Linked DNA regions of Homo sapiens: region 1 is linked to region 2. Evidence: read pairs that join two places in POLR2A ChIA-PET (ENCODE). Cell type or tissue: Panc1. All regions are shown on one strand. Links, peaks and the distances in the headings refer to the core of each region. The heading gives the core; the rest is flanking DNA. Region 1 overlaps ARMH4 (armadillo like helical domain containing 4). Region 2 overlaps SLC35F4 (solute carrier family 35 member F4).

What was found. ChIA-PET counts read pairs that join two places held together with the same protein. Peaks named below come from ENCODE experiments on the same cell type or tissue, not always from the same donor. Only the 100,000 strongest peaks of a DNase experiment are listed, where the experiment ranks them.
Region 1: POLR2A ChIA-PET joins it to region 2 with 6 read pairs; 2 of 35 experiments call an interaction of 5 or more read pairs at or near these places.

Annotation. Positions count from the first base shown.
Region 1 is chr14:58,126,514-58,142,266 of GRCh38, forward strand. ARMH4 (armadillo like helical domain containing 4) reads right to left here. Exons shown (of 8, transcript NM_001001872.4): 2 at 11,477-12,901; 3 at 6,577-6,828; 4 at 4,999-5,208. The coding sequence starts at 12,845. It also overlaps the pseudogene UBA52P3. Among named protein-coding and RNA genes, the nearest start is that of ARMH4, 18 kb to the right of the region's middle. RefSeq lists an enhancer at 2,159-2,660. In Panc1, for the core only: no CTCF peak of the experiment used is centred there; a DNase peak (open chromatin) is centred at 7,438.
Region 2 is chr14:57,662,981-57,678,733 of GRCh38, forward strand. All of the region lies in intron 1 of SLC35F4 (solute carrier family 35 member F4), which reads right to left. Among named protein-coding and RNA genes, the nearest start is that of SLC35F4-AS1, 93 kb to the left of the region's middle. In Panc1, for the core only: no CTCF peak of the experiment used is centred there; no DNase peak of the experiment used is centred there.

The DNA of each region.
Region 1 (15,753 bases), core at 6,156-8,655, 460 kb after region 2:
TGCATGCACACATGTGCACACATGAAGGCAGGAAAATGGATATCTCTGAAACAGATTAAACAATGAGTGGCAAAATAATGACAGCTTTCTGCCCCATGTATGGTGCCTGGCTGGGAAAAAAATGTCAAAAACGCAATCATTTAAAAACTAAATATAAAGACAGACAAAACAGTCTTAGAAAAGCAAAAACTGTCAGAAAAGAAAAAAACTGTAGTTAAAGGATATATTTGGTTTTGTATTTTAAAAAATTAAGTTATTAAAGAAAGTTAAACGTAGCTTCTCCATTGGATTTTTTTTTTTTTTTTTTGAGATGGAATCTTGCTCTGTTGCCCAGGCTGGAATGCAGTGGTGTGATCTCGGCTCACTGCAACCTATGCTTCCCGGGTTCAAGTGATTCTCCTGCCTCAGCCTCCCATGTGGCTGGGATTATAGGTGTGTGCTACCATGCCTGGCTAATTTTTTGTATTTTTAGTAGAGGTGGAGTTTCACTGTGTTAGCTGGGATGGTCTCGATCTCCTGACCCCGTGATCCACCTGCCTCGACCTCCCAAAGTGCTGGGATTACCCCGGCCAAGAATTAAAAATCTCTATGTTAAAGGTAATTCTCCAGCAAGTCAATTATTATGAGTTTGTTTCATAAGGTCTATAATAAGCGGGCCTTTTGAAACAAATGAGGAAATGGGGATTTAATATGGTTTGGTTGTGTCCCCACCCAAATTTCATCTTGAATTGTAGCTCCCATAATCCCCATGTGCCATGGGAGGGACCCAGTGGGAGGTAACTGAATCATGGGGGTGGGTCTTTCCCATGCTGTTCTCATGACAGTGAATAAGTCTCAAGAGATCTGATGGTTTTATAAAGGGCAGTTCCCCTATACAAGCTCTCTTGCCTGCTGTCATATAAGATGTAACTTTGCTACTCCTTTGCCTTTCGCCATGATTGTGAGGCCTCCCCAGCCATGTGGAACCTCTTTCACTTTATTAAACCTCTTTTCTTTATAAATTACCCAGTCTCAGGTATGTCTTTATTAGCAGCATGAGAACAGACTAATACAGGGTTGAGACAATATCATGGGATTATACGCAACACTCAACATGCATGCCCACAGAAAGATATTAAATAAGACCAATCGGATCAAGAATTCAAGTTCCCCAGATGAGGAACACTGGAATTGCTTTTTTCTTGCAGAAGAGCTAACCCAGAAGAGTCCAAGCAAATTCAGTGTTCCTGTCACTGTATTCCTGTCTCTGTGTGGTCCGCACCATGGCAAGCACCAACTGGCTCCCCATTTCCCGCTAGCTGGAAGGCCCAGATATTGACTTCCAAATATTAAGGGAAGAAGTGCGGGGGGTGGGAGGGAGGACCGTCAAAGACTTAATCACAAGATCTGAGAAATCTCTGTTTTTATATTCTTATCTCCCATATGTTCTTAGAAACCTACTATCTGACACAAATAGACCCACAGTAGATTTTTCTGAATATGGAATTGCCAAAGCAACAACCTTCCATTCTACAGAATTATTATTACCACTTCAGAGCACAGATTAATTTCCATCTTCCATGGGGGTATACAGAAAGAATAAAATAAAAGTTTGATTTATTTAGAGTAAGCAGATATCTTCAGACAGATTTCTAACATACAGAAAGCGGGACTTCTTTAAGTAGGTAAGAAATATTAGTACTAAAATATTTTAAAGAGTTAACCCACATAAATTCCAGGTATGTTTTCAAGACTAATCAGAAATTTTAAGTTGGCATTTTAGAGCAGGAAAGACATTAATATTCAACAAGAGAAGAAAATCAACCTATACAAAGATCATGTCCAAAAATTAATTTATGCAGTTATAAAATATGTATAAAATTTGTCATTATCCCATTTTGAATAAAAAGAACATGTTTGTTATGTTTGTATTTCAAAGCTGCTAAATACAGCCCTCGTAGAGGTATGCCTGAAATGAGTATAAGGCATTTATCATTGTGAGAATATTTATCCCTAAAAAAAAGTCATACATAGAAATCAAATGTAACAGGCAAGGTGAAAAATAAACCATTATCCCTTCAAAAATCAAACTGCATTTTTGCTGACAAGATAAAAGACACTGAAATATGCACAAGGTGGCAGGCACTTATCAAGGCAGGCTTTCTTCAGTGACTAAGAAAAGGAAAACACACCAAAACTTCTCCCACTCTACCAATTCACATCACTCAGGTAGCACGTCTGTCTTCACAGACAGCTGGCAAACTCTTCAGAAGCAGACCCCTGTTACATGTTGAATTGTGTCCCTCAAAATGGTATGTTCAAGTCCTGACCGGTAGTACCAGTGAATGTGACCATATTTGAAAACAGGGTCTTGGCATACATAATTAACATGAGGTCATTAGGATGGGCCCTAATCCAATGACTGGTGTTCTTAAAAAGCAAGGAAAACTTGAGCACAGAGACACAGACGGCCATGTGAATAGATTGGAGTCATGCTGCCTCAAGCCAAGGAAACCCTGGGGTTCCTCCCCTAGAGGCTTTGGAGAGAGCAAGCCCTGCCTATACCTTGACTTCCAACTTGCAGGCTCCAGACTGCGTAAGAATAAATTTCTGTTGTTTTAAGCCACCCAGTTTGTGGTACTTAGTTATGACAGCCCTTGAAAACTCATACCCCCTCTCAGTCATCATGTTGTAGAGATGTGAGAAGCAGGGAAGAAGACAGGGTGCAAGTAGACATCATTTTTAGACTGATTTGGGCTGTTAGTTATCGCTTAAAGGATAAACAGAGCTGCGGATTCAGAAATTTCCATAAAGGTTCATTCTTCTTTGGTGTCTAATGTCTAACAAAGGATGTCCCTTTCCAAATCCCATGGAGAAAAGTACCTCATTTCCCAGAGAAATGCTCCTGCCCCCTAGTGAAAAAGGAAGATATTAAAATAACATATAAACTCATCACAAAGACTAAAACAAGAAAGGCTGCTAACCTGACGTAAGTAATACAGGGTTCTAGATAAGAAAAAAAATTACCTGCCTCTAGGCATAAGCTTATGGAAGAATTAAAATGTTTCACCCAGTCAAAGCTTCAAGCTGCACTTATATTCCCGGGCAAGGTAGAAAAACATGCATTGAAAATAGAGGCCTCCAATACATCCAGGAGTCTAGTAGGTTGATTTGTTTAAATCAGTGTAGTCAATTCAGCTTTTGGAGGACTAGAAGCACCAGCATAAAACTAACAATGGTATTATTAACGTATACTAATTAAACATAAGTTGTACTCCTTGGCATTTACGAGTAAAAATGTGCTAATTCAAAATCCTAAGCCCGACAATGTAGCAAAAATAATATCTTTTGACCAAAAATATTTTTGTAACCCATGACAAGGATAATTTAGATCAAAAACTAACAAAATATATTATCAAAAAGTAGCAAAATTGAATTGTGTAGAAGAAAAGAACTAAAACCCCAGGACACCTTAGGCATGTCGGAAAATTCTAACATATTTCAATACAACTGCCATCATCTACTAAATTTAGAAAGTTACTGCAGTTTCACAAGTATGGATTATTCACAAATATTTTTTTTCTCTGATTTAATGAGCCCTGCTGGGTAAAGCTGTCATGTCTAACTCAGGTTAATTTAGGGAAACCTGCTTTTTCCAGATGGCATCAAGGAGAGCAGACAGTTTATATGAGACGCTAAACTCAAAGTCATACAGTATTTATCTTAATGTGGAATGCAAGAGCTGTTAGCCTTTGAGCCCACTTTGATCTGTTTCTTAAACCAGGCTTCTACTGTGGAATTCTCCACACTGCTCCTAAAATGTCATGTTCCTCTGTCAGCAGCCAACCAGTGTTACCCAGAAAGTCTGCACCAGAGTCAGCTGCAAACCTAGCTCAACCTCCTTCCCTTCGCTTTAGACAAAAAAAAATAATAGCACATCCTATGTCTCTTACTGCAGCAAACACATGGCTAATTGAGTGCCCAAAAGCTTACCAGTGTTCCAGATTAGTTTAAGAAATTCTGCACTATAAATCTCTGGACATTTTGTATCTCCAGCCAGGAACTATTCACCTGCCAAAATGCTGATTAATTACGTGACTATGTGTCATATTTCTAGTCTTCTTATTTGTTGATAGGCAGCCGTGCCTCAAGTTTCTTTTACATGCTCAAAGCCAATGTCTTGGAAAGTACAATTTGGCATGAATTTCTTGGTCTTAGTAAATAAAGAGACTGCCTATCTCCAAATAGTAGCACAGACTAACCCAGAGATGTTACTAAGGGAGAATAACCCAGCATTAACAACCAGAGCAATGCTGTTAAAATACACCCCACATTAAAACTTGCAACCAAGAAAATCTGGTGGGGAAACTCAACATCTCCATCTTAACCTAGTATTCTCAATCCAGCTTGAATACTGAAATCATCTAAGGCAGTCTTTTAAAATGCTGATGCCAGATTCCACCCCCCACCATCTTAATCTCAATCACTGGAGAGTGATTCAGGCACTGGGATGTTTCAAAAGCTCTCCAAGGTATTTCTAATGGTCAACTATAGTTGAGAACCACAGATCCATAGCACAGTCAGCAAACTTGCTCTATAAAGGGCCCTATCATAAATGTTTCAGGCTTTGTGGGCCACTGAGTCTCTGTCACAGCTTCTTAATTCTGCTGCTATGGCACAAAAGCAGCCACACACATATGAAAATGAATTAGTATGGCTGTGTTCCAATATAGCTTTATTTATGAACACTGGAATTTGAATTTTTATAACTTTTCTATGTCACAAAATATTATTCTTCTTTTGACTTTTTTTTTCAATCATTTCAAAATGTAAAAACCATTCTTAGCTTACAAACCATTCAAAAACAAGTGGCAGGCCAGATTTGGCCCAGCTGTAGTTTACTGTCCTCTGATCTATACTGCAGATTGAATATACTCCTACTTAATTCTTTTTCAAAAACATTTGCTCAGTGACTCACTCAACCAGTCCTTGAAAAGATCCCCTTCAAAGCATGAATACCTTCAGATTCAAGTTGGTCCAGGCCATATGAGGCAGCTGTATTAACACGAGTAATAGATGGAACAACAGTTCTTCTCTCAGAGGATGCCTCCAAAGCAGGAAGTGCAGGGGAAATGCTGGGTTCCCCCACCATTATTCCAGGAGGTGTCACTGGAGATCCCAGAACTGGTGTGAACTCCTCATTTGGCCCTGTGACTGTGTCCATTTGTTCTGCCAAACACAACAGACAGGACTTGACCCACAAGATAATCATTATGGCAAATGTAAGCATGTGCTTTCACTTTTTAGGCAAGAAATGATTAAACCAATATCATACAATACAGCAAGTTTGGCACTTGGGTCAGCTCTCCTTTCCCATATTGTATTAATCCAACTCCCCAAAGCAAAGACTTTCAGGAAAATGTATTGTCTTACAGGAAAATGTATTATCTCTAATCAGAACTTTGTTTTTAAATTTTAATCTCCCATTTATTCTATTGGCAATATTATGGATGTTGTAAGATTTTATATTATGTATTGCCAAAGGTAAAATAATTAACAAAAATATATTAAACTGTATTTCAAAGACTACTTTGGAAAGATCGAGTGTCTTTCTCAAAATCAAGTCATAGAGTAAGAGCCTAGATCTGGGTCTGGAATGTCAATTTAAAAGCAGCCAAATATAGCCCCAGGAATTCCCAAGTCCAGAGACTCTAGAACAGCAGTAGCTTTCACATAGATTTGAAAACTTCACTGCCTTTAAGAGATCAGAGCATTTGAGAGCCTCCTATATAGAAAGCACTTTGTAGACATGATTTCAAATTCTTAAAATAACCTATAAAACAGATAGGCATTATTTAGAGGTGAACAAACCAAAGCTTACAGAAGTTAAGAAACTTAGCTTGAGGCTACAATATTAGTGAAAGCCAAAGTTGCGATTCAAATTCAGGTCCATGCTTTTTTCACCTCATCCCCCCCGGCTCCTAGCAGCAGAGTTGCCAAACAGGAAGAGCCTTCTCAGGGGGTCTGGCCTTTGAGGACCCAGAGGTGAGCCACCAGGAGACCTTACTTACAAACTAAACCCTTGTCCCTTTTTTTTTTTTTTTTTTTTTTTGGCACGGAGTCTCGCTCTGTCACCAAGCCGGAGTGCAGTGGCGCCATCTCCGCTCCCTGCAAGCTCCGCCCCCCGGGTTCACACCATTCTCCTGCCTCAGCCTCCCGAGTAGCTCGGACTACAGGCGCCCGCCACCACGCCTGGGTAATTTTTTGTATTTTTAGTAGAGACGGGGTTTCACCACGTTGGCCAGGATGGTCTCAATCTCCTGACTTCGTGATCCACCCGCCTCAGCCTCCCAAAGTGCTGGGATTACAGGCGTGAGCCACTGCGCCCGGCCAACCCTTGTCCTTTTAAGGCTCTGCCACACCTCTTCAAACAGGACAGAGCTCACACCCCTTTCCAGGTAAAGGTGTGTGTGTGTGTGTACGTGCACGCACGCGCGCGCTGATGGCAATGTCGGCTGCCTCACTCATTCTATTCCTAGTCCACTTAACAGAAGAGATCCACCCCCAAAACAGAGTCCAATATCCTCCCTTACAGACCTTCCACAGTGGGAGTAACTTCAAAAGACAAAGGGACGACTGTAGTTGAAATTGTAGTGGCCAGAGGCTCCCATCTTCTTGACAGCTGAGTAACACCAGGAACGTCAGACACAGGAGAGGGGTCCTCCTTTTCTTCCTCAGTCTTGCCACTGTCTCTGATAAGCTCGAGGGTAGCAACCTGCTCTTGTGTCACCATGGATAAAGTGGCATCTGGCTCTTGAACAGCTGTTGTCATCTCTTGAGTGATGATGTCTTAAAGGGGGGAAAACATTTAAAAATAGACCAAATCCCTATTTTTTTAAAAAAAAAAAATCATGATATGATTAAAAACTTGGGGGGAGGGGAGCAGATGCTATTTCAGGAACTGGGGAAGCAAAGAGAGAACTCAGAAGTAAAATGACAGTAAATAAATGTTTTCTCTGTCACGCTTTCAGTAGTTGTGAATCAATCTACAACAGAGATAAAGAAGTTCATGGAAAAAGCTAAAATGAAATCTAAAACAAAGTAGGAAGATCAATTGCTGAGCTCCCTTTCAGGCACATGTTTGAATGTCAACATAATCAGTTTGTTAAGAAACAAGTTATACAGAACTAAGTTACACTCAAAAACTCTCAGAAACATTTGTATACAGTGTATTAATTTTCACATTTGCATTTCTGGAGGGTCAAGGGAAGCTCACATTTTAAAATAAAGGAGTAATAATTACAATAACTAATATTTACTGAGTTTCTATGTTAAACACCATGCGAAGTGCATGACATATAGTATCTTAAGTATGCATCCTCCCATATGTACTACAGGGAGATAGGTACTAATATCATTCCACAGAAGCTGCATCATAGTGCTCAAGAATGCAGGTTCCAGAGCCAACCTGCCTTAGTCACTTACTAGCTGTGTAAGCATAAACAAATTACTTCACATATGTGGGCCTTGAGTTTCCTCAGCTATAAAATGGGGATAATAATAGTATCTATCTCACAGAGTTACTACAAAGATTAGATAACACAAGTAAAACACCTAGTATTTGGTAAGTATTCAATAATTACCAGCTATTATAACTCCACTTTACAGAACTTAGGTTTAGAAAAGCTAAGGAGCATGCCTTTGTTCACATTGCCAGCACCCTTAACCACTGTACTAACTATGCCCAAGGAACACCTTGGAGAGGCCTCTGTAGAAGGTGTGCATTTGCTTTCAGATCAGAAAAGGAAATGAATAGAACTGGCAGGGTATGACATTATCTGTCACAGGTCCACTTGCTTTACAACATTATAATTCCCTCAAATACAGTATTAAAGACTGTTTATAATAATACTCTGCTTTCTCTTCAGATCATATAAATGTTTTGCCTTCAACAGACTACTTATAAGTCAAGATTTTCCCTCTTATGAAGGGGCTATGCTAGAAATTTCAAACACTGTACAGAGCAACTACTAAAAACTTAATTTCTTGAAAACCTTATTGTCTTTTTTAAAATATTAGTTCTAGATACTAAGTATTTTAGCAAGATCAGTAAGTTATACAATGAAAAATAACATTCTAGGGATAGCTTTAAAAGGGTTCCTCAAAGTTTTTATTAATGACAGGCCAGGCACGGTGGCTCATGCCTGTAATACCAGCACTTTGGGAGACTGAGGCGGGAGGATCACAAGGTCAGGAGTTCGAGACCAGCCTGGCCAATATTGTGAAACCCCATCTCTACTAAAAACACAACAAAATTAGCTGGGCATAGTGGCACATTCCTGTCATCCCAGCCACCCGGGAGGATGAGGCAGGACAATTGCCTGAACCCAGGAGGCGGAGGTTGCAATGACCTGAGATCATGCCACTACACTCCAGCCTAGATGACAGAGGGAGACTCTGTCTCAAAAAAAAAAAAAAAAAAAATTTATTAATGACATCATGGCATATCCTATTACTTTAAAAAAAAGTTGCCTTGTAAACAATGTATTTGCTTTAAAATAATGTGTATTTGTTTGTTTTTCACTATAAGCAGTTCCTTTTCTTGGTACTCATCCAGTTAACACTATTTTTCCTTTTGAATTGAAGAGATTTTTACATTTGATGGATTAATATACCTGGTTACAGGACAAACAATGTGAGTCAGGGTAAGGTTTTCACATGAGCTTCATATTTGCACTCTATACCATTGTTTGAATTTTGTCTCTCTTTTTTTCCTTTCTCCAATATTACTGTAAATCCCTAGAGAGCCAGGATTCATTGTCTTTCTGTACCTCTAGCACATAGGGCAATGCTCTGTTTGCCACAAGAAGACAATAACATATAGTTTTACCATTTTAAGCAGTAGGTGTTCTCTATGTTGCCCTCATTTTTGAAAGCATAATGAACACTTTTGAGAACATATATACAAAAATAAATATGCAGGCGCTATTTGTAATTTTATGAAATAGCAAGAAATGTCAAAATGCATAGTATCTTGAATAAATAATTGCTGTTAGAAAAGTGAGAACTAGAAATAGTAATAAAATTTTTTAAAATAAACTTTAAAGTTTCCTAACATCTCTCATTCTTCCTACTTCATGTAGGAGAAAAAATAATTATATATTATTTTTAAAACCTGATCTTCAGTTGAAGCAGCTAACTGACTCAAAGGACTGACTATCATCTCAACATACCCATCTGTTAATAATATCTAAAAACACCAAGAAATCATTGCATATTCTGAAGAAGATAATGTCCTAAGTGGTCCCTGGACTCTAAATGATTAGCATTTAAGTTGTTTACTTCAGAAAAATACTTATGATCACCTGAAAATGAGTAGTAAAACATTTTGGCTATTGTATAACAACTGCTGTCAATAATTGCAATCTTTCCCATTCCTTTTAACTCTATGGGACAAAAAAAAAAGTAAAACAAAAGTAATAACTTGACTGTTCCTCTTGGTACAAAGAACATTTAGAAGTTGTTTGATTGACTTTGGGTAAGGTAGGCAATCACATTGGATAACTCCAGTCTGAATGGTTCTATATCCTCATTTGTAAATTAATTGAAAACATATTTATCGAGTTCCTACTATGTGCCAGGAATTGTGCTATGTGCTAGAAATTAAAAGTAGTGGCCTTTTAAAAGATTATAATTTGCTGAGGCAATTATGACTAAGAACCATATTCAAAAACCAAAATAATCAGGAAATTACCAATTCCATTTTACTTTTTAGGCTGTACTAATAGAAGCTAATACAAGTTTAGTACATAAGAATCATGGATTCAATTGTGCAGTGAACAATCTGGGGCTATATGACTTAATGCTCCAAAAGTAAAAGTTCTATGAAGAACTGAAGTAAACTTGTTGCTCAGTCATATCTAAGGTCTTCATGGCCATGTGCACCCAACTCCATGTAAAAACCAACTTACAAGACATTTTATGGAAGCTTCTATGAAAACTGAACAGCACACTGGGTCTTTAAACAAAAATGAATTAGACATGTAAAATTCAATCTTTCTTTTGTCATTTATCAAGTGATCTTTCACCATTTTAATTCAATCTCAACACCTTATAAAACATATTACTGATTTGATATTTTCTATTAATTGGGCTACTTGGCTGAAGTAACACGTTGTACATGTTCCAAAACAATTTGGAATGAGCATGTATACATTACACTAAGCTTTTCCTTCCCAATGTTGTTATCTGTCCAACTACCCATAATAAAAGAAAACCATTATCCATCAACAACAAATAGAAGGCTTTCCAGCTTATAATATTCACGGATGCAAAGGCCAAAAGAAAGTAGAAAATGCAGAACCAAGCAAGCAGATGATTTATCTTCCACCCTACCCCCTTCCTTATTTCTAAATGTTTTCTTTTTAGGAAAACAAAGTTAGAAAATTCATATAGTTAATACTATGAGATAACTGCAGTACTTACCTAAAGCTTTTTTTGTAAGAAATGTAAGGGATGTGAGCATATTTTACAACAATGTGTATGTAAGTATCCAACATTATTACAGTTTAAACATATAGCTAATTCTTTCACATTTTCTTGTATATTTATACATTTTCATAGTAAAATGTTTGAAAAATATTAGTCTAAAATAAAAATAATAGTATCAGGGTTTTTCAACCTCAGCGCTATTAACATGTTGGCTGGGATAATTCTTTGTTATGGGGGGCTGTCCTACGTAGTCTAAGATATTTAACAATATCTTAGCACCCCTCAGTTCTAACAACTAAAAATGTCTCCAAACATTGCTAAATGTCCCCTGGGGGAAGGGGAAAGCAAAATAAAACTATCCCCAGTTAAAGAACACTGGTCTATAGGCAGGATTTAAATTTGGGTGTAATTTTTTTTTCTTTTTCTTTTTTGAGAGGGAGTTTCACTCTTGTCACCCAGGCTGGAGTGCAGTGGTACAATCTTGGCTCACTGCAACCTCCGCCTTCCCAGGTTAAAGTGATTCTCCTGCCTCAGCCTCCCGAGTAGCTGGGATTACAGGCACCTGCTACCACACCCAGCTAATTTTTGTATTTTAATAGAGATGGGGTTTCACCATGTTGGCCAGGCTGGTCTCGAACTCCTGACCTCAAGTAAGCCGCCTGCCTTGGCCTCCCAAAGTGCTGGAATTACAGGAATTGGGTGTAATTTTTATATAAAATAGATGATGTATTTGTATGCTTCTGCTTTTCTTTTTATTTTTTAAATTTCATTTTTTTATTCTTTTTCAGAGAAGAGGTCTCACTATATCACCCAAGCTGGTCTCGAACTCCTGCGCCCAAGCAATCCTCACACCTCGGCCTCCGAAAATGCTGGGATTATAGGCATGAGCTGCTGCACCTGGCCTGCTTTTCATTAAAACTTCAACCTATTTCTAAATTGCCATTAAAAAAAAAATTGAAAGTTTCCAAATTAAACCAAAGTTTGTTTTTCTTTTTCTTTCTTTTACCTTTCATTGTATTTCCCAACAGTTGGTCTGCCTCAGACTCATATACAGAGACAGAAACAGTGGTTTCTAAGAAAAACAGGGCATCGTTTTCCTTGGTGGATTCCGTGAAGTCTCCCGTACTTTGGAGCAAGTTCACAATGGAAACTTTCATGTCTTCCATCAGACTTGTGGGGGTAAAGGAACTTTGATCAGTGAAAGCAGGTGATCTCTCATTCCCATGCGCTATTAGCAGGGCTGTGCCCGTGTGTGTTTCCCCTTCAGGCAGCCCCAGAGCCACCTGTGCAGCCTCTGTCCAAGGCTGGCCTCCTTCCATACCCTCATGGCTTACTTGTGCTGTCTGAGACATCTCCGTTCTCACCTGAGTCTCTTCATTGTCTCCAAGCTTGGGGGTCCTTATCCGGCTTACACTCTCTAATTTGGTGTCATCCCACTCATCACTTAAGGCAGAGGCAGCTGGAACAGCTGTGCTGACACTCACTGTGACTTCTGGGGCTCCCAGCAGACTATCAGTTTCTGGCTCAACACTCAGGGTGTACTCGGAAGTTTCGAGTGGTTGCTTGGTGGCAGCAGCCTGGGTGTTATCAGCTGTCATCTGCGAAGGCTTCTCCTTATCAGGGGTGAGGCTTCCAGGCTCACTGCCTGCTGTGGACTCAGCACCAGGAAAAGAAGTTGTCCTGTGGTCTGTGTCTGCTTCAAATTTCTCAGTCTTTGGATTGGTGGTTAGCATTTCCTTAGTATTCACATAGGATGAAGGTGAATGTCCCAAACCAACTCCTTCCTGACTTTCAGTTGCAAATGATTGATTATCCATATACTTCAGAAAACCTTTTGTGGTTTCTGTGATCTCTTCTACAATGGGCTGAAAGTTAGTGCTTGTAAGGAGTTCCTCCTTTTCATCAACAGTCAGAGAAGGAGTCGCAGTGATAGCAATGGTTAACATGGCCTTGGCAAGTCCACTTTCAGGAGATATTCTCTCTGGCTGGCTGGAACCAAATACTTCTTCAGCTGAGGGGACACCTGACTCAGTAGGTGTGGAAACACCAGGGCGTTCTGTTTGCATGAGCCCAGCTTGTCCAGGCTGGGTTTCTTTGTTAATCGAGAATGCTTTATTTAATGATGTTGCCGATGGTACTGCTGACATCATCATTGGATCTTCAGAGACCACCAGTTGGGGAGTCTGCTTTGAGGTAACAGAGCTATTTTCTAGGTCATCGGTGTTCATCTTATCGGACTGCCCTTTTTCCGCATGAACATGTGCTATCTCCCTCCTCCTTTCTATTTTGGGGAAGGCCAGACATTGTGTGGCAACGCTGAAAAGCAGAAGGCTACAGAAAGCCAGACAAATGTGCAATACAATCGGTCCTCTCATAGTGGAAGAGAAATGGCACGTACACTGGCAGAGTTGACAAGTCCAGTAATTGAATCCTGCAGAAAAATAAAGCATATCAAACTGTCATATAAATACATGTTGTAAATAAGTCTCTTTAAATTAAACCATAAGTAAAATAATCTCCTTGACTTTATAATACACAGAGATGGTAGGTAGGAGAGGACTGTTCTATTTCTTTGTACCTTTGAGACATGGATAACCCAGTTCATTTCTCCCTGCTGAATTTTGCTGATTTAACTTGAGGTTCCCTAGAAAAAGGTACACATAGTTCAAGTATTAAGTTCGTTGTTTCTTAAATACCTACTTGAAATAATTTACCCTTGAAGTCACATTTGCAATATTCTCTCCAAATTCCTCTATTAACCATGTAGTCAAATGACTGTAGAAATAGCAACATGTCCAAGAAATAAAAAGTAAGTCTTACACATTCATTCAAATAACTTTTTAAGTGTTGCCACAGTCTGAATGTTTGTGGCCCCCAGAATTCATGTGTTGAAACCTAATCAGCAACATGGTAGTATTAGGAAGTAAGGCCTTTGAGAAGTGATGACTTCATGAGGACAGAACCCTCGTGAATGGGATTTATGCCCTTATAAAAGAGACCCCAGAGCCAGGCACAGTGGCTCACACCTGTAATCCCAGCACTTTGGAGGCTGACATGGGTGGATCACCTGAGGTCAGGAGTTAGAGACCAGCCTGGCCAACATGGTGAAACCCCATCTCTACTAAAAATACAAAAATTAGCTGGGAGTGGGAGTGGGCGTAGGCACCTGTAATCTCAGCTACTCAGGAGACTGAGGCGAGAGAATCGCTTGAACCCGGAAGGCAGAGGATGCAGTGAGCTGAGATCGTGCCATTGCACTACAGCCTAGGCAACAAGAGCAAAACTCCATCTCAAAAAAAAAAAAGAGAGACCCCAGGCCAGGCACAGTGTCTCACACCTGTAATCCCAGCACTTTAGGAGGCCGAGGCCAGCAGATCACTTGAGGTCAGGAGTTTGAGACAAGCCTGGCCAACATGGTGAAACCCCATCTCTGATAAAAATACAAAAATTAGCCAGGCATGGTGGCACACATCTGTAATCCCAGCTGCTCGGGAGGCTGAGGCAAGAGAGTTGCCTAAACCTGGGAGGCAGAGGTTGCAGTGAGCTGAGATCATGCCACTGCACTCCAGCCTGGACAGGAGAATCCGTCTCAAAAATAAATAAATAAATAAATAAATAAATAAAATATAAAAGAGGGCCGGGTGCAGTGGCTCACACCTGAAATCCCAGCACTTTGGGATACCAAGGCGGGCGGATCACCTGAGGTCAGGAGTTCAAGACCAGCCTGGCCAACATGGTGAAACCCCGTCTTGACTAAAAATACAAAAAAATTAGCTGGGTGTGGTGGCGGGCATCTGTAATCCCAGCTCCTTGGGAGGCTGAGGAAGGAGAATCGCTTGAACCCGGGAGGCGGAGGTTGCAATGAGCCAAGATCGCGCCATCACAGTCCAGCCTGGGCGACAAGAGTGAAACTCCATCTCAAAATAAAATAAAGAGACCCCCAAGAGCTCCCTGGCCCCTTCCACCATGTAGGACACAGCAAAAAGGTGCCTTCTATGAACCAGAAAGTGGGCCCTACCCAGACACCAAATCTACTGTCACCTTGATCTTGGACTTCCCAGTCTCCAGAACTGTAAGAAATAAACTTCTGTTGTTTATAAAAATCCAGTTTATTATACTTTGTTATAGCAGCCCAAATGGACTAAGAAAAATGGGTTTGAAAACCCTAAATATCATCATTAAATGCTGAATACCAGTTACTTTTAAGAGTTTTTTAAAGTAAGTAAATAATTTTCAATGAAAATATGTCTTTTAGCTCTTTTTCTTCAGCGAGGCGGCCGGGCTGCAGACGCAGAGATGCAGATCTTTGTGAAGACCCTCACGGGCAAGACCATCACCCTTGAGGTCAAGCCCACCGACACCATTTAGAATGTCAAAACCAAAATTCAGGACAAGGAGGGTATCCCACCTGACCAGCAGCGTCTGATATTTGCTGGGAAACGGCTGGAGGATGGCCACACTCTCTCAGGCTACAACATCCAGAAAGAGTCCACCCTAAACCTGGTGCTGCGCCTGCGAGGTGGCATTACTGAGCCTTCCCTCCGCCAGCTCGTCCAGAAATACAACTGCGACGAGATGATCTGCTGCAAGTGCTATGCTTGCCTGCACCCCGGTGCTATCAACTGCCACAAGAAGAAATGCGGCCACACCAACAACCTGTACCCCAGGAAGAAGGTCAAATAAGGCTCTTCCTTCCTTGAAGGGCAGCAGCCTTCTGCCCAGGCCCCATGGCCCTGGGGCCTCAATAAAGTGTCCCTTTCATTGACTGGAGCAGAAAAAAAGAAAAGAAAATATGTATTTTAAATGCTTAAATCATTTGTTATTCTCTGCCACAACTATAAAAGTTACAGGCAAAACATGTTTCAAAATTTAAGGATTAGAAAAGGTTTAAGAGTTAAGCAAGGTTAATAGTTTCAGAAAAAAACAAAATATACTTTAAAATTAGCAATCTTTATTGAATACCCATTATTATAAGATAAAAAAATTATTGTAGTATTTGAAATAAACTACTCACATTCTCATTACAACTAAAACTATATTAAAATTGTTAATTTACCCCCAAATTTAAGGGTTTCAGTTCTTTTTTTAATCTATTTTGCTGAGTAGGGCCTTTTCTTTTCCCATCATCAGAAATTTCTCAGAGATGCTGCAAGTTTTCTAGAAAATTAAACCTTGAAACTAAAATTCTAAAATAAAAACCTCAACTTCATACAGTTTACATTTTTTTCTTGCTTTCATGTCTAATCATTCAATGATCTAAGTTAAGCAAATGATGTGCACATG
Region 2 (15,753 bases), core at 6,680-9,179:
TTCCTCTACTGGGAATGATCACTGCTTTTTCCTGTAAATCACTTTTTCCCTGATTGCTTCATGTCTAAGAGTGGGAATTACTCCCTGCTTCACCATTTCTTGTTGGTTTGCCTTAGCCCTGACCAAATCTTTATAACTGGTACCTTCATTACACTCCATTCAATTGCCCCTTTGAGTGTGTCATGTATTCCCTACCAGGACTCTACCTGATTCAGTTTTACCGTATAGATGTAGAATATATCTTGTTAGTAACGAAGTTACATAACTCAATTTAGCTGCATCAAAAACATATAGTAGAACAGTGGTCATTTGTTATTTGCTAAAACTAAATTCTAACTGTTGTCTAATTACAGAATTAACATATTTTCCAAGTGCCAATCAGCATTTCAATTCTAGAGCCCAAGTTCAGATTGTTCAGGAGAGGGCCAGACAAGCACAGCACTGACCTTACCTAGAATTATCCTACTGCCAAAGCCTCATAATTGTTTGGTATTGTTACCAAGGGACTCTCTGCTCAGCAGCCTCTGGAAGCACCAGTGGGAGCCACCAAACAAGAGATTTGTCTTTATAGCACAGAGACCACAGAGCCAGCATGAAGTTGCACACATCTGATACCTCGACACAATTGCTCATATTTCTCCAGTTAGTCGGTAACACGTTTTGGACAAGCATCAACCCTTTAGTTCCATGGAGTTCTAGCAATGGAAAGAGCCACAGGTAACTAAAATCAGAACTTCACAATCCCCACAAATTGGTCTGCTGGTGAAATCAGGCTGCTGGGCCCTTGTTAGGAGTGACAGGTCAGTATCACTTTTTAGTCCATGCCAAGAAAATACAAACCATCCTGGGCCACCAGGCAAAGCCATAAGAAAGAGATTGCAAATTGGCAGTTCACAGGTGCTACACAATCTGCAGGCATGTTTCAGTTAGCCCAAATCCTGTTTTTATTTTTTTGAATTGGTGGCCAACATTCAACATTTGGGAAATTTCAAATAAAAAGTTGGATGTTCAGTTTTCATTGAAAAAAAAAATTCCTCATAGCAGTAGGGCACTGTACATAGAGGAGAATATTAATAAACTCTGATGGAAATATTAATATCTTTAAACTAATAGGACAATGAGGACAATTCAGTGTTGCCTACCACCTACAGGGACATTTACTAATCTGCTGATGGCCATGCAGTTACCAGAGACAGATGTGCAGAGAACACACATCTAGGTCAGTCTGATGTTCAGCAACTACATTACTTGTCACTTCAAAATTGCTCAAGAATGACTGTGCCCAAACTATTATCTTCTCTTTTACCATGGAAGACACTCATTTAACAGGTAGCATTGTTATTTGTTACCATAATGCTACCTGTTAAATGAATGGGACACTGGGACACTGAGGGTAGAACACTGGGCAGTCCAGTTCTATTTATTTATTTATTTAATTTTATTTTTGAGACAGAGTCTCGCTCCGTCATCCAGGCTGAAGTACATTGGCACGATCTCGGCTCACTGCAACCTCCGCCTTCCACGTTCAAGTGATTTTCCTGCCTCACCCTCCCAAGTAGCTAGGACTACAGGCACACACCACAATGCCCGGCTAATTTTTTGGCATTTTTAGTAGAGAAGGAGTCTCACCATGTTGGCTAAGCTGGTCTCGAACTCCTGACCTTAGGTAATCCACTTGCCTCGGCCTCCCAAAGTGCTGGGATTACAGGCGTAAGCCACTGTGTCCGGCAGTCCAGTTCTAAACTGCGGATTACACAGGACGCAATGAACATCATGCTTCCGTCCATGAGTGGCAATAAATGTATCAACTACTGGGAGTTGCTTCCATGAAAATCAGGCTTTCTGTCCTCCAGGCCTGTCCCAATGATCTGAAAATACAAATCTACTAAGCCACAGTGAAAGATAAACCCTTAGGTTTGAAAACAGAGCCTAACCAAGCAATGAGAGTAAAAAGTGACTTTGGCTTCTTGAGCTTTCCAAGAAGGCAGGTGGGCAGGAGCCATGTGCTCCCCATTTCTGGGTGGGCTGTTTTAACAACATGCTTCCACTTCAGAGTGGGGCTGAACCATTCTAGGGACCCTCTTCCATCTTCTCCTTTCCTTCCCTTTGTCATCCACTCCTCATATTTTCAAACATCAACCGCCCTCCCGCCCACCACCACCCCGCACACACACACCTTAAAGACTGGGAACAAGCTGAGGTTTATAGAGAAATAGACACCTGTCAGAGTGAAAAATATTATATTTCTTAACTCAGGTCTTCAGACAGCTTACCCAGACTCCGCCCATCCTCCCTGAGGCCTGGGTGACATGCACCACAACCCCAAATTTTAAATAACAATAATAATAGCTATTACTTATTGTGCTAGGCATCTCATTATGGGCCAGATATTTGTATTTCACTTTAAACATCTTCCTTTACTACTCTTCACAATCCTATGAGGCAAGCACGAGTACTGTCTCAATTTTAAGGATGAGGCAACTAAAGTTCAGGGATGATAAATAACTTGTTCAAGGTCACCCAGACAGGAAGTGGCAGAGGCAGTATTCAAGATTGATTTCGCTAATCACAGAACTGAAGTGACTGAATATACTAAATGTATTTCTTCAAAGATTGTCTACCCTTCAACCCAGCAATCCCATTACTGGGTATATACCCAAAGGAATATAAATCATTCTATCATAAAGACACATGCAGATATATGTTCATTGCAGCACATTCACAATAGCAAAGACCTGGAATCGATCTAAATGTCCACCAATGATAGACTGGCTAAAGAACATGTGGGACATATACATCATGGAATACTGTGCAGCCATAAACAAGAATGAGATCATGTCTTTTGCATGGACATGGATGGAGCTGGCGGCCATTCTCCTTAGCGAATTAGCACAGGAACAGAAAACCAACTACCACATGTTCTCACTTAGAAGTGGGAGCTAAATGATGACAACACATGGACACATAGAGGGGGAACAACACACATTTTGGTCTATTGGAAGGTGGGAGGAGGGAGAGGATCAGAAAAAATCACTAATAGGTACCAGGCTCAGTGATGATGAAATAATCTGTACAACAGACCCCTGTGACACAAGTTGACCTATTTAACAAACCAGCAGCGTACCCCTGAACTGAAAATAAAAGTTAAAAATAAAGCTTGTCATAGGAAAGTCCTTTGTTGTGTGTACAGACAGAAACTAAGGCACCAACAGGGTAAACAATTTCCTCAGCATCACAGAATCTGTACGCATGTGTGAATAGAGAGACCCAGAACTTGAATTTAGGTATTCCTAAGGTTCCAAATAATCAAATACTATCCAGTTTTATTTTCCTCATTGAGCACAATTTCATGTAGACTTCACTGTAGGTACAACTATAAATCAATGACCTTTAGGTTTCCAGGACCTAACAGCCTCCAGCCAGCAAAAAGCCAGGGCTTTCAGTCCTATAGCCACAAGGAAATGAGTCCTGCCAACAACCTGAATGAGTTGGGAAAAGAGTTCTTCCCCAGATGAGGTGAGGATACTGCTTAATTAACAGCTTCATTGCAGTCTTGGGAAACTCTGAACAGAGGACTCAGTTAAGCTATACCACAACTCCTGACCTGCAGAAACAGTGAGATAATAAATGTATGTTTTTTTAAGCCACTAGGTTTGTGATAATTTGTTACATGGCAATAGAAAACTGATACATAATAAAACAAGCATGATGGCCAAAAAAAAGGAACTTCTTTTTTTTTTTTTCAACTGACTGTAGTTACTCAGAAAAGCAAGAGGCAGGCAAGAAAGCTATCAGGGCAGTTTCAAAAGGCTTTATTTGATTTAGTAAGCATTGTGGGGACCTAGTAGGCATGTGAAAATTAGCTCAGTGGAGCCTGGGCTGGCTAGACAATACAATACCTACAACAGTCTTTGCCCCCAGGGAGACGGAGACTACAAACAAGAAACTACAAAGCAGAAAGTTCTAGAAAGGCCAAATGCACGGAGTTCTCTGGGGCTACAATTTGAGCTATGAATTATTCTGTGGGAGGAAGCGTGGGCAAAGGCATCAGGTACATGTGACTTTTGAGTTAGGCCTTCCGGGAAGAGAAGGTACCTCCTAGGCAGACAGAGGAGAGAAGAGCAGATTAAAGAAAGCATTAAAATCACCACTACTATACCCACTCACAGATGCATATGCGCTCCTGTGTTTGTGTAAATACCTGCAAGCATGGGGGAGGGAGGGAAGGGGAGGGAGGGAAGGAGAAGGAGAGAGACATGTTCTGCTGGGTCACACTGCATATACTGCCAAACGTTTTTAAAGGGAGTGTCAAAATTGAGAGCACCTTACAAAATATTTTACTTTTTTGTTGTTGTTGTTTATTTATTTTTACTGTACTTTAAGTTTTAGGGTACATGTGCACAACGTGCAGGTTACATATGTATACATGTGCCATGTTGGTGTGCTGCACCCATTAACTCGTCATTTAACATTAGGTATATCTCCTAATGCTATCCCTCCTCCCTCCCCCGACCCCACAACAGGCCCCAGTGTGTGATGTTCCCCTTCCTGTGTCCACATGTTCTCAATGTTCAATTCCTACCTATGAGTGAGAACATGCAGTGTTTGGTTTTTTGTCCTTGTGATAGTTTGCTGAGAATGATGGTTTCCAGCTTCATCCATGTCCCTACAAAGGACATGAACTCATCCTTGTTTATGGCTGCAGAGTATTCCATGGTGTATATGTGCCACATTTTCTTAATCCAGTCTATCATTGTTGGACATTTGGGTTGGTTCCGAGTCTTTGCTATTGTGAATAGTGCCACAATAAACATACAGTGCATGTGTCTTTATAGCAGCATGATTTATAATTCTTTGGGTATATACCCAGTAATGGGATGGCTGAGTCAAATGGTATTTCTAGTTCTAGATCCCTGAGGAATTGCCACACTGTCTTCCACAATGGTTGAACTAGTTTACAGTCCCACCAACAGTGTAAAAGTGTTCCTATTTCTCCACATCCTCTCCAGCACCTGTTGTTTCCTGACTTTTTAATGATTGCCATTCTAACTGGTGTGAGATGGTATCTCATTGTGGTTTTGATTTGCATTTCTCTGATGGCCAGTGATGATGAGCATTTTTTCATGTGTCTGTTGGCTGCATAAATGTCTTCTTTTGAGAAGTGTCTGTTCATATCCTTTGCCCACTTTTTGATGGGGTTGTTTTTTTCTTGTAAATTTGTTTGAGTTCATTGTAGATTCTGGATATTAGCCCTTTGTCAGATGAGTAAGTTGCAAAAATTTTCTCCCATGTTGTAGGTTGCCTGTTCACTCTGATGGTAGTTTCTTTTGCTGTGCAGAAGCTCTTTAGTTTAATTAGATTCCATTTGTCAATTTTGTCTTTTGTTGCCATTGCTTTTGGTGTTTTAGACATGAAGTCCTTGCCCATGCCTATGTCCTGAATGGTATTGCCTGGGTTTTCTTCTAGGGTTTTTATGGTTTTAGGTCTAACATTTAAGTCTTTAATCCATCTTGAATTAATTTTTGTATAAGGTGTAAGGAAGGGATCCAGTTTCAACTTTCTGCATATGGCTAGCCAGTTTTCCCAGCACCATTTGTTAAATAGGGAATCCTTTCCCCATTTCTTGTTTTTGTCAGGGTTGTCAAAGATCAGATAGTTGTAGATATGTGGCATTATTTCTGAGGGCTCTGTTCTGTTCCATTGGCCTATATCTCTGTTTTAGTACCAGTACCATGCTGTTTGGTTACTGTAGCCTTGTAATATAGTTTGAAGTCAGGTAGCATGATGCCTCCAGCTTTGTTCTTTTGGCTTAGGATTGACTTGGCGATGCGGGCTCTTTTTTGATTCCATATGAACTTTAAAGTAGTTTTTTCCAATTCTGTGAACAAAGTCATTGGTAGCTTGATGGGGATGGCATTGAATCTATAAATTACCTTGGGCAGTATGGCCATTTTCACAATATTGATTCTTCCTATCCATGAGCATGGAATGTTCTTCCATTTGTTTGTATCCTCTTTTATTTCATTGAGCAGTGGTTTGTAGTTCTCCTTGAAGAGGGCCTTTACATCCCCTGTAAGTTGGATTCCTAGGTATTTTATTCTCTTTGAAGCAATTGTGAATGGGAATCCACTCATGATTTGGCTCTCTGTTTGTCTGTTATTGGTGTATAAGACTGCTTGTGATTTTTGCACATTGATTTTGTATCCTGAGACTTTGCTGAAGTTGCTTATCAGCTTAAGGAGATTTTGGGCTGAGACAATGGGGTTTTCTAGATATACAATCATGTCAACTGCAAACAGGGACAATTTGACTTCCTCTTTTCCTAATTGAATACCCTTTATTTCCTTCTCCTGCCTGATTGCCCTGACCAGAACTTCCAACACTATGTTGAATAGGAGTGGTGAGAGAGGGCATCCCTGTCTTGTGCCAGTTTTGAAAAGGAATGCTTCCAGTTTTTGCCCATTCAGCATGATATTGGCTGTGGGTTTGTCATAGATAGCTCCTATTATTTTGAGATATGTCCCATCAATACCTAATTTATTGAGATTTTTTAGCATGAAGGGCAGTTGAATTTTGTCAAAGGCCTTTTCTGCATCTATTGAGATAATCATGCGGTTTTTGTCATTGGTTCTGTTTATATGCTGGATTACGTTTATTGATTTGCATCTGTTGAACCAGCCTTGCATCCCAGGGATGAAGCCCACTTGATCATGGTGGATAAGCTTTTTGATGTGCTGCTGGATTCGGTTTGTCAGTATTTTATTGAGGATTTTTGCATCAATGTTCACCAGGGATATTGGTCTAAAATTCTCTTTTTTGTTGTGTCTCTGCCAGGCTTTGGTATCAGGATGATGCTGGCCTCATAAAATGAGTTAGGGAGGATTCTCTCTTTTTCTACGGATTGGAATAGTTTCAGAAGGAATGGTACCAGCTCCTCCTTATACCTCTGGTAGAATTCGGCTATGAATCCATCTGGTCCTGGACTTTTTTTGGTTGGTAAGCTATTAATTATTGCCTCAATTTCAGAGCCTGTTATTGGTCTATTCAGAGATTCAACTTCTTCCTGGTTTAGTCTTGGGAGAGTGTATGTGTCGAGGAATTTATCCATTTCTTCTGGATTTTCTGGTTTATTTGCATAGAGGTGTTTATAGTATTCTCTGATGATAGTTTGTATTTCTGTGGGATCAGTGGTGATATTCACTTTATCATTTTTTATTGCGTCTATTTGATTCTTCTCTCTTTTCTTCTTTATTAGTCTTGCTAGCAGTCTATCAATTTTGTTGATCTTTTCAAAGAACAGCTCCTGGATTCATTGAATTTTTTGAAGGGTTTTTTGTGTCTCTATTTCCTTCAGTTGTGCTCAGATCTTAAGTTATTTCTTGCCTTCTGCTGGCTTGTGAATGTGTTTGCTTTTGCTTCTCTAGTTCTTTTAATTGTGATGTTAGGGTGTTAATTTTAGATCTTTCCTGCTTTCTCTTGTGGGCATTTAGTGCTATAAATTTCCCTCTACACACTGCTTTGAATGTGTCCCACTGATTCTGGTATGTTGTGTCTTTGTTCTCGTTGGTTTCAAAGAACATCTTTATTTCTGCCTTCATTTCGTTATGTACCCAGTAGTCATTCAGGAGCAGGTTGTTCAGTTTCCATGTAGTTGAGCGGTTTTGAGTGAGTCTTAATCCTGAGTTCTAGTTTGATTGCACTGTGGTCTGAGAGACAGTTTGTTATAATTTCTGTTCTTTTAACATTTTACTGTTACAGTGGTGAAGGAAACAGGCCTAGTTGTGCATTTCCTTGGTGAAGAACAAGCAGATCCAGGGATACCTATTCTATTAATTCATACTGAATGTTTTCTAATCCCAGAAAGACTAGGATGCCACAGAAGCTATAGAGGACACTGGAGCTTCTTGGTAACTCATTCATTCTTTTTTTTTTTTTTTTTTTTGAGACGGAGTCTTGCTCTGTCACCCAGGCTGGAGTGCAGTGGCATGGTCTCAGCTCACTGCAACCTCCGCCTCCCGGGTTCAAGCGGTTATCCTGCCTCAGCCTCCTGAGTAGCTGGGACTATAGACACACACCACCATGCCACCTAATTTTTGTATTTTTAGTAGAGAAGGGGTTTCACTATGTTGGCCAGCATAGTCTCGGTCTCCTGACCTCAACTCACCCATTCTTTCATAGGCTGCAGGTGCCCATCCTCCAGCACCTGTGACCTTCTGAGGTTTGCCCTTAGGCACTGGAACTGCCTCACCCATGCACAGAATGAGAAGCGGTGGGGAGCTGGGGCAGCTAAGGGAGTGCTGGCATCACCCCTCCCTTAACCTCAGAGTGCACAGGTCTCAGGTCCAAAAGAGACCTCTTCCTTTCCACTTGAGGAGAGGGGAGGACTTTGTCTTTCATCTAGGATACCGCCTCAGCTCCAGCAGGATAGGGTACTGACCAGAGTTGTGAGGCCCCTGTTTCAGGCCTTAGCTCCCAGAAAACATTTTTAGACACACCATGGGCCAGAAGGGAACCCACTGACTTGAAGGGAAGACCCAGTCCTGGCAGCATTTATTATCTGCTAACTGAAGAGCCCTTGGGCCCCAAATAACCAGCAGCAATACCCAGGCACTATATCAAGGGCCTTGGGTGGGATTCTGATATTTGCTGACTTCAAGTGAGACTCAGTACATAACCAGCGGTGGTGGCTATGGGGTGAAACTCCTTCTGCTTGAAAAAAGCAGAGGGAAAAGTAAACGGAAATGCTTGGGAATTTACTTACCAACTCCTGCATCCCAGTGCCCCCAGCTAGTAGCCAGTGATATGATGGATGAGCACGGAAGTACAAATGTCCAGCTTCTTCTCCATGAAGCAGGTCAAGCCCATTATAGTTGACACTCTATTAATTCTCCCCATGAAATCAGGCTAAGTGTGAGACATTACTTGAAACCACATTTTTTTCTTGGTTTCTTCCCCTTTCCAGTCTGGCTTCCTGTGCTCCTAAAAGCATTTTCTCAATAAATCTCTTAAACTTGATTCCTTACTTCTGGATTTTTCTAGGAAAACCTAACTTAAGAGAAAAGAGAAATAAAAACATCTCATGGCTTCAGACATGTGGAGTTTGGCTGCATTTTATAACTCAATGATTTACTTTACCCATAGAACATATCAAGAACATTTTCTGAGGTGGACCGAGTCACCTCATGATCACTCGCAGAGGCCACACACTTCTTTCTAAATATTCCACTACCTGTTTTCCTGTCACCCCTTGTATCACCTTGCAGCTGTGCCAGACTCAGCCGGTCACTGTGGACAAAGATCCTGCAAACATCCCACTTTGCCCTAGACACGGGGCACTATAACCCAGCATTGACACCCAGATTTAAAAGTGAAAAATCAAGAATTATAACAACTGATCTCAACAAGAGCTATATTAGGAACAGTGATCTCAATTATCTAATCCAAACTTTGTGCCATGATGACATACATCTTTCTAATGGTTTATTATGAAGGAAAAATTCAGGTCCCTGGCACTTTTTCCTACTAAGCCCACAAAGATATGCTATTGGCCCCTGTGAAGCATGTTACATCAGGTCAGTATTAATACTACCGCTATATGATTATAAAATAACTGTCCTAAAAAGTGAAAGCTCTTTCTAGTATTATATATATTGCATTCATTTGTACTTCAAATCTACTTAAGAGAACTTGCTATATGCTTTTCAGAATTAGAAACCAAAGAGAAAAAAATTCATGAATAATGTATATTCTTATTTTTATTCTTATCCAGCATAAGAAAGACCTAGAAGGTAAATTTTATTTTATTTTTTTTTTTTCACTTAGAATAACAAAGTTGAGTTAGGACAGGAAAGTGAGCCACTGGCAAAGTCTGAATCCTTTCATGTGAAACAGAGTAGGTTTTTTGTTTTTTTATTTGTTTGTTTTTTGTTTTTTTGCACAGTGTCTTCTCCCACCAAGTAGTTTTCACAATTTCACTGTGCTAATTTAACATTTTATTCAATAAAAAAATAAAATTTGCCATAATTAGTCCTCTTAGAAAAGGTAGCAAAGGGCTTCAAATCTGAGCCAGCAATTTATTGCATGAATCTTGTAAGTTGTATAAAGATGATGAACCATGAATTTGAATTACTAAATTATATGAAGATTATAAATCATATTTCAATAGGCCACTTTTTTATGTAAGACAAACCAATTAAGAAGCATGAACAACACAACTAAAAAGCATTCAAGGATTATGGTGGTAACTGAATAAAATGAGAGTAAGGCTCCATAGTGACGGTACTGATGTCAAGCAAGACTATTGAAGAGTGTAGTAGTGTCAGGGTTAGCAGCATGGTTATCACCACAGTTCTGGAAAGCAGTAAGTTGCATGTTTGATTCCCAACTCCAGCACTGTGGAGCTGTGTGCCTTTGAGAAAGTTACTTCACCCCTGTGGGTATAATTTCCCAGATCTGTAAAATGGGGCTCATAATACCTTTCATAGGGTCCAGGTATGCATTAAAGGTGATATGCATATGTAATAAGATGGAGAAATATTTATTCACCAGCACTCCAGAAAATTTGAAGAAGATAGAAACTGCCTCATCAGGGCAGCCTATCCCTATTCCACCCTCATTTCTAAGAGGAGCAGTTGAAAGGCTGAACAATACTTCTCAAAGAAATGCCTACTGTGGCAGGGTCAAGAGGGATGAATGCAGGTTTGGTGGGGGTGGGAGGAGGTGTTAGAAACATTTTTTGAGGAAAACATATGAGATTATCTTTGTGAATTGGAGGTAACAAAAAATTTATTGGAGAGGTCACAGTGAACAATAACCATAAACAAAAAATTGATAATTAGATTTCACCAAAATTAAGAACTTCTGCTCATTATTGTACACCACTAGCAAAATTAATAAGACTACTAATCTAACAAAGCACTGTTATCAAGGATTTAACAAAGAATACAGTAAACAACCCTCAAAAATGGGCAAAAATTTGAATAAACACTTTATAAAATAAGACATACAAATGACCAGTTATCATACAAATATATTCAGTGTCATTAAGTAATTAGAGAAATACATTTTTTTACTTTTATCTTAAGTTCAGGGGTACATGTGCAGGTTTATTATACAGGTAAAACTTATGTCATGGGGGTTTATTGTGCAGATTAGAGAAATGCAAATTAAAACCACAATAAGATACCACTACAATACCCACCAGAATGGCTAAAATAAAAAATATGGGCAACATCAAATATTGGCAAAGTTATAGAGCAATTAGACATCTCATACATATTGGTAGGAATATAAAATAACACAATCCTTTGGGAAAAGGTTTGTCAGTTTTAAAAATAACACTGAACATAGGCCTAACCTGTGACCTACCAATTCTACTTCATGATGTCTACTTTTACCCTAAAATAAAAACATATATTCACAAAAAGATGTGTACAAGAATTTTCACAGCAGCTTTATTTATAACAGCCAGAAACTGGGCATTGCCCAGGCATCCATCACCAGGAGAATACAGAAGTAAACTGGTACAATGGAACATTGCTCAGCAATAAAAAGAAAAGAATTACTAGTGAATGCAACAATGTGGGTGGATCTCAGAAACATGCTGCAAGAAAGCAGCTACAGCACACACTATATGTTGAGAACTGTGAGAGGTCTGAGATTTTACCCTACTTTCAAGCTAAACAGTTAGTCTGCCACCTTTTTATGGATGTTGGTAAAAGACATAAGACTCCTGGGTCAGAGAAAAAATGACTTTATTACTCACAGCTGTACCAGTAGCCAGAGTATCAGCATTTTCTTGAGCTGATTTCCCAAGCCCAGTTCCTACAGAGTGACATGAAGAGGGCCAAGTGATACCTGCACAGGCAGTGAAGAGGATCCCTAAGCTTAGTGAACCTGCATCTTCTATAGTACTCTTTGCTCCTGAGGGAGATACTATCTCTGTATTCCAAAACCGCTAGCTAATCAACATTTTTGAAAAGAGTCTGGAACAAAGGCTGTAAGTGTCTGTGCTAGCAAGATGTGGAGAAATGTGAGCAATCCATGGAGAACTGTATCCCAACACTGTATAATTCCACTTACATAAAATTCTAGAGGCAGCAAATTCATTTATGGTAGAAAACAACCAGAACAGTGCTTTCCTCTGGTGGTGGTTAGAGGAGGTAGTGGTGGTAGGGAACTTTCTGATAGGGCTTTCAGTTATATAGATGTATACATTTGTCAAAACTCAGTGAAAGTACACTTAAAATATGTGCATTTCATTTTAAGTAAATTTTATATCACACAAAAGACTAAACAAATATTGAACTCCGGGAAATGATATGCATGCTGAGGTAGTTAGAGGGGAAGCATAGCCTACTATCCGCAATTTACTTTGAAAGCACCAAAAGTAAGCTGGATTAGTGGATTGAAAAAGGGATGAGCATTTTTTTGGATGAGTCCTTAGGGTTTTCCAGGTATATGATAATATCACTGGCAAACGGCAACAATTTGACTTCCTCTTTTCCAATTTAGATGCCCTTTATTTCTTTCTCTCGTCTGATTGCTCTAACCAGGACTTCCAGTACTATGTTGACTATAAGTGGTGAAAGTGGGCATCCTTGTCTTGTTCCAGTTCTCAGGGGCAATGCTTTCAGCTTTTCTCCATTCAGTATGATGTTGGCTGTGGGTTTGTCATATATTGCTTTTATTACTTTGAGGTAAGTCCCTTCTATGACTGTTTTGTTGAGGGTTTTTATCATAAAGCAATGCTGGATTTTAGCAAATGTTTTATCTGCACCTATTGAGATGATCATATGGTTTTTGTTTTTAATTCTGTTTATGTCATATGTCACATTTATTGACTTGTGTATAAAGACTTAAATCAAGACCTGAAACCATAAAAATTCTAGAAGATAGCATCAGAAAAACTCTTCTAGACATTGGCTTAGGCAAAGAATTCATGACTAAGACCCCAAAAGCAAATGCAACAACAACAAAAAATAAATAAATGGGACCCAATTAAACTAAAACGCTCAGCAAAGGAAATAATCAGCAGAGTAAATAGACAACCCACAGAGTGGAAGAAAATATTCACAAACTATGCATCTGACAAAGGACTACTATGCAGAATCTACAAGGAACTCAAATCAGCAAGAGAAAAACAAGTAATCCCATCGAAAAGCAGGCAAAGGTTGATTCCATGTCTTTGCTATTGTGAATAGTGCTGCAATGAACACATACGTGAATAAGAAAATATGGTACATATATACCATGGAATACTATGCAGCCATAAAAAGGAACTAGATCATGTCCTTTGCAGCAACATGGATAGATCTGGAAGCCATTAACCTCAGCAAACTAACACAGGAACGGAAAACCAAACACCACATGTTCTCACTTATAAATGGGAGCTGAACAATGAGAACACATGGACGCAGGGGCAACACACACTGGGGCCTGTCATGGGGATGGGGGAAGAGAGAGCACCAGGATAAAAGCTATGCCTGCAGGGCTTAATACCTAGGTGATGGGTTGACATGTGCAGCAAACCATCATGGCACATATTTACCTATGTAACAAACTTGCACATCCTGCACATGTATCCTGGAACTTAAAATTAATTTTTTTAAAAAGTAGGCAAAGGATATGAATAGACAATTCTCAAAAGAAGATATAAAAACAGCCAACAAACATATAAAAATACTCTATATCACTAATTATCAGGGAAATTCAAATTAAAACCACAATGAGATACCACCTTACTCTGGCAAGAATGGCCATAATTAAAAAGTCAAAAAACAATGGCTGTTGGCATGGATGTGGTGAAAAGAGAACACTTTTACACTGCTGGTGGGAATGTAAACTAGTACAACCACTGTGGAAAACAGTGTGGAGATTCCTTAAAGAACTAAAAACAGGACAACCATTCAATCCAGCAATCCCACTACTGGGACCTACCCAGAGGAAAATAAGTCATTATATGAAAAAGACACTTGCACACACATGTTTATAGCAGTACAACTCGCAATTGCAAAAATATGAAACCAGCCTAAATGCCCATCAACCAATGAGTGGATAAAGAAAATGTGGTATATACACACTATGGAATACTACTTAGCCATAAAAAGGAGCAAAATATCTTTTGCAGCAACGTGGGTGGAGCTGGAGGCCATTATTCTAAGTGAAGTAGCTCAGGAATGGAAAACCAAATACCATATGTTCTCACTTATAAGTAGGAGCTAAGCTATGAGGATGCAAAGGAATAAGAATGATATAATGGCCTTTGGGGACTTGAGGGAAATGTTGGGAATGGGGAAAGAGATAAAAGACTACATATTAGGTACAGGGTAAACTACTTGGGTGATGGGTGCACCAAAACCTCAGAAATGACCACTAAAGACCTTATCCATGTAACCAAAAACCTTCTTTACCCCCAAAACTATTGAAAAAAAAATAAAAATTATTTAAAAAGGGATAAACAGATGGGTAGCTATGCATAAAGCAAGTATAGTAATGTGTTAATGATAGACTCTAGATGGTGTGTATATAGGTATTCTATTTAAAGTTAACTTGCTGTTTGAGTGTTTTTATGACTACGATGTTGAAGAAATAAATGAAAGTCTATAAGGATAAGACAAAGACATAGATGAACATGAAAAGGCAGTCTTTGAAAAACCATAAAAGGAAACAAATGAGATGACTAATGATTTTTTAAACTTGCCTATAGGCAAAATGCTCCCCTTCACACATACATATATGCATAAAATGAAAGGGTAAATGATACACTGTGGAAAATAAGTACAATATATCTGATAGTTCAACTACTAAGAGTTCTCAGAAATAAAAAAAAAATTATTAATACCAGTTGAAAAATGGGCAAGGGTCATGAACAGGCAATTCACAAAAAAAGAATATAAAAATTAATAATCTGTTACAAACAAAAGAGGCAGCATCACTAGTAATCAAACAGATGCAAACTAAAATATAAATAAGATGACATTTGCCTTGCTAGGTTGGGGAAATTATCCAGGATCCATATTCAAATTCAGGAAATACAGAGAATATCACAAAGATACTCCTTGAGAAGAGCAACCCCAAGACAAATAATCATCAGATTCGCCAAGGTTGAAATGAAGGAAAAAATGTTAAGGGCAGCAAGAGAGAATGGTTGGGGTACCCACAAAGGGAAGCCTATCAGACAAACAGCAGATTTATCTGCAGAAACCCTACAAGCCAGAAGAGAGTGGAGGGCCAATATTAAACATTTTTAAAGAAAAGAACTGTCAACCCAGAATTTCATATCCAGCCAAACTAAGCTTCATAAGTGGAGAAATAAAATCCTTTACAGACAAGGAAATGCTGAGAGATTTTGTCACCACCAGGCCTGCCTCACAAGGGCTCCTGAAGGAGGCACTAAACATGGAAAGGAACAACTGTGCAAGCCACTGCAAAAACATGCCAATTGTAAAGATCATCGATCCTATGAAGAAAATGCATTAACTAACAAGCAAAATAACCAGCTAGCATCATAATGGGAGGATCAAATTAACACATAACAATATTACCCTTAAATGTAAATGGGCTAAATGCCCCAATTAAAAGACACAGACCCACAAATTGGATGAAGAGTCAACACCCACTACTGTGCTGTATTCAGGAGACCCATCGCAAGTGCAAAGATACACACAGGCTCAAAATAAAGGGATGGAGGAATATTTACCAAGCAAATGGAAAGAAAAAAAAAAAGAAAGCAGGGTTTGCAATCCTAGTCTC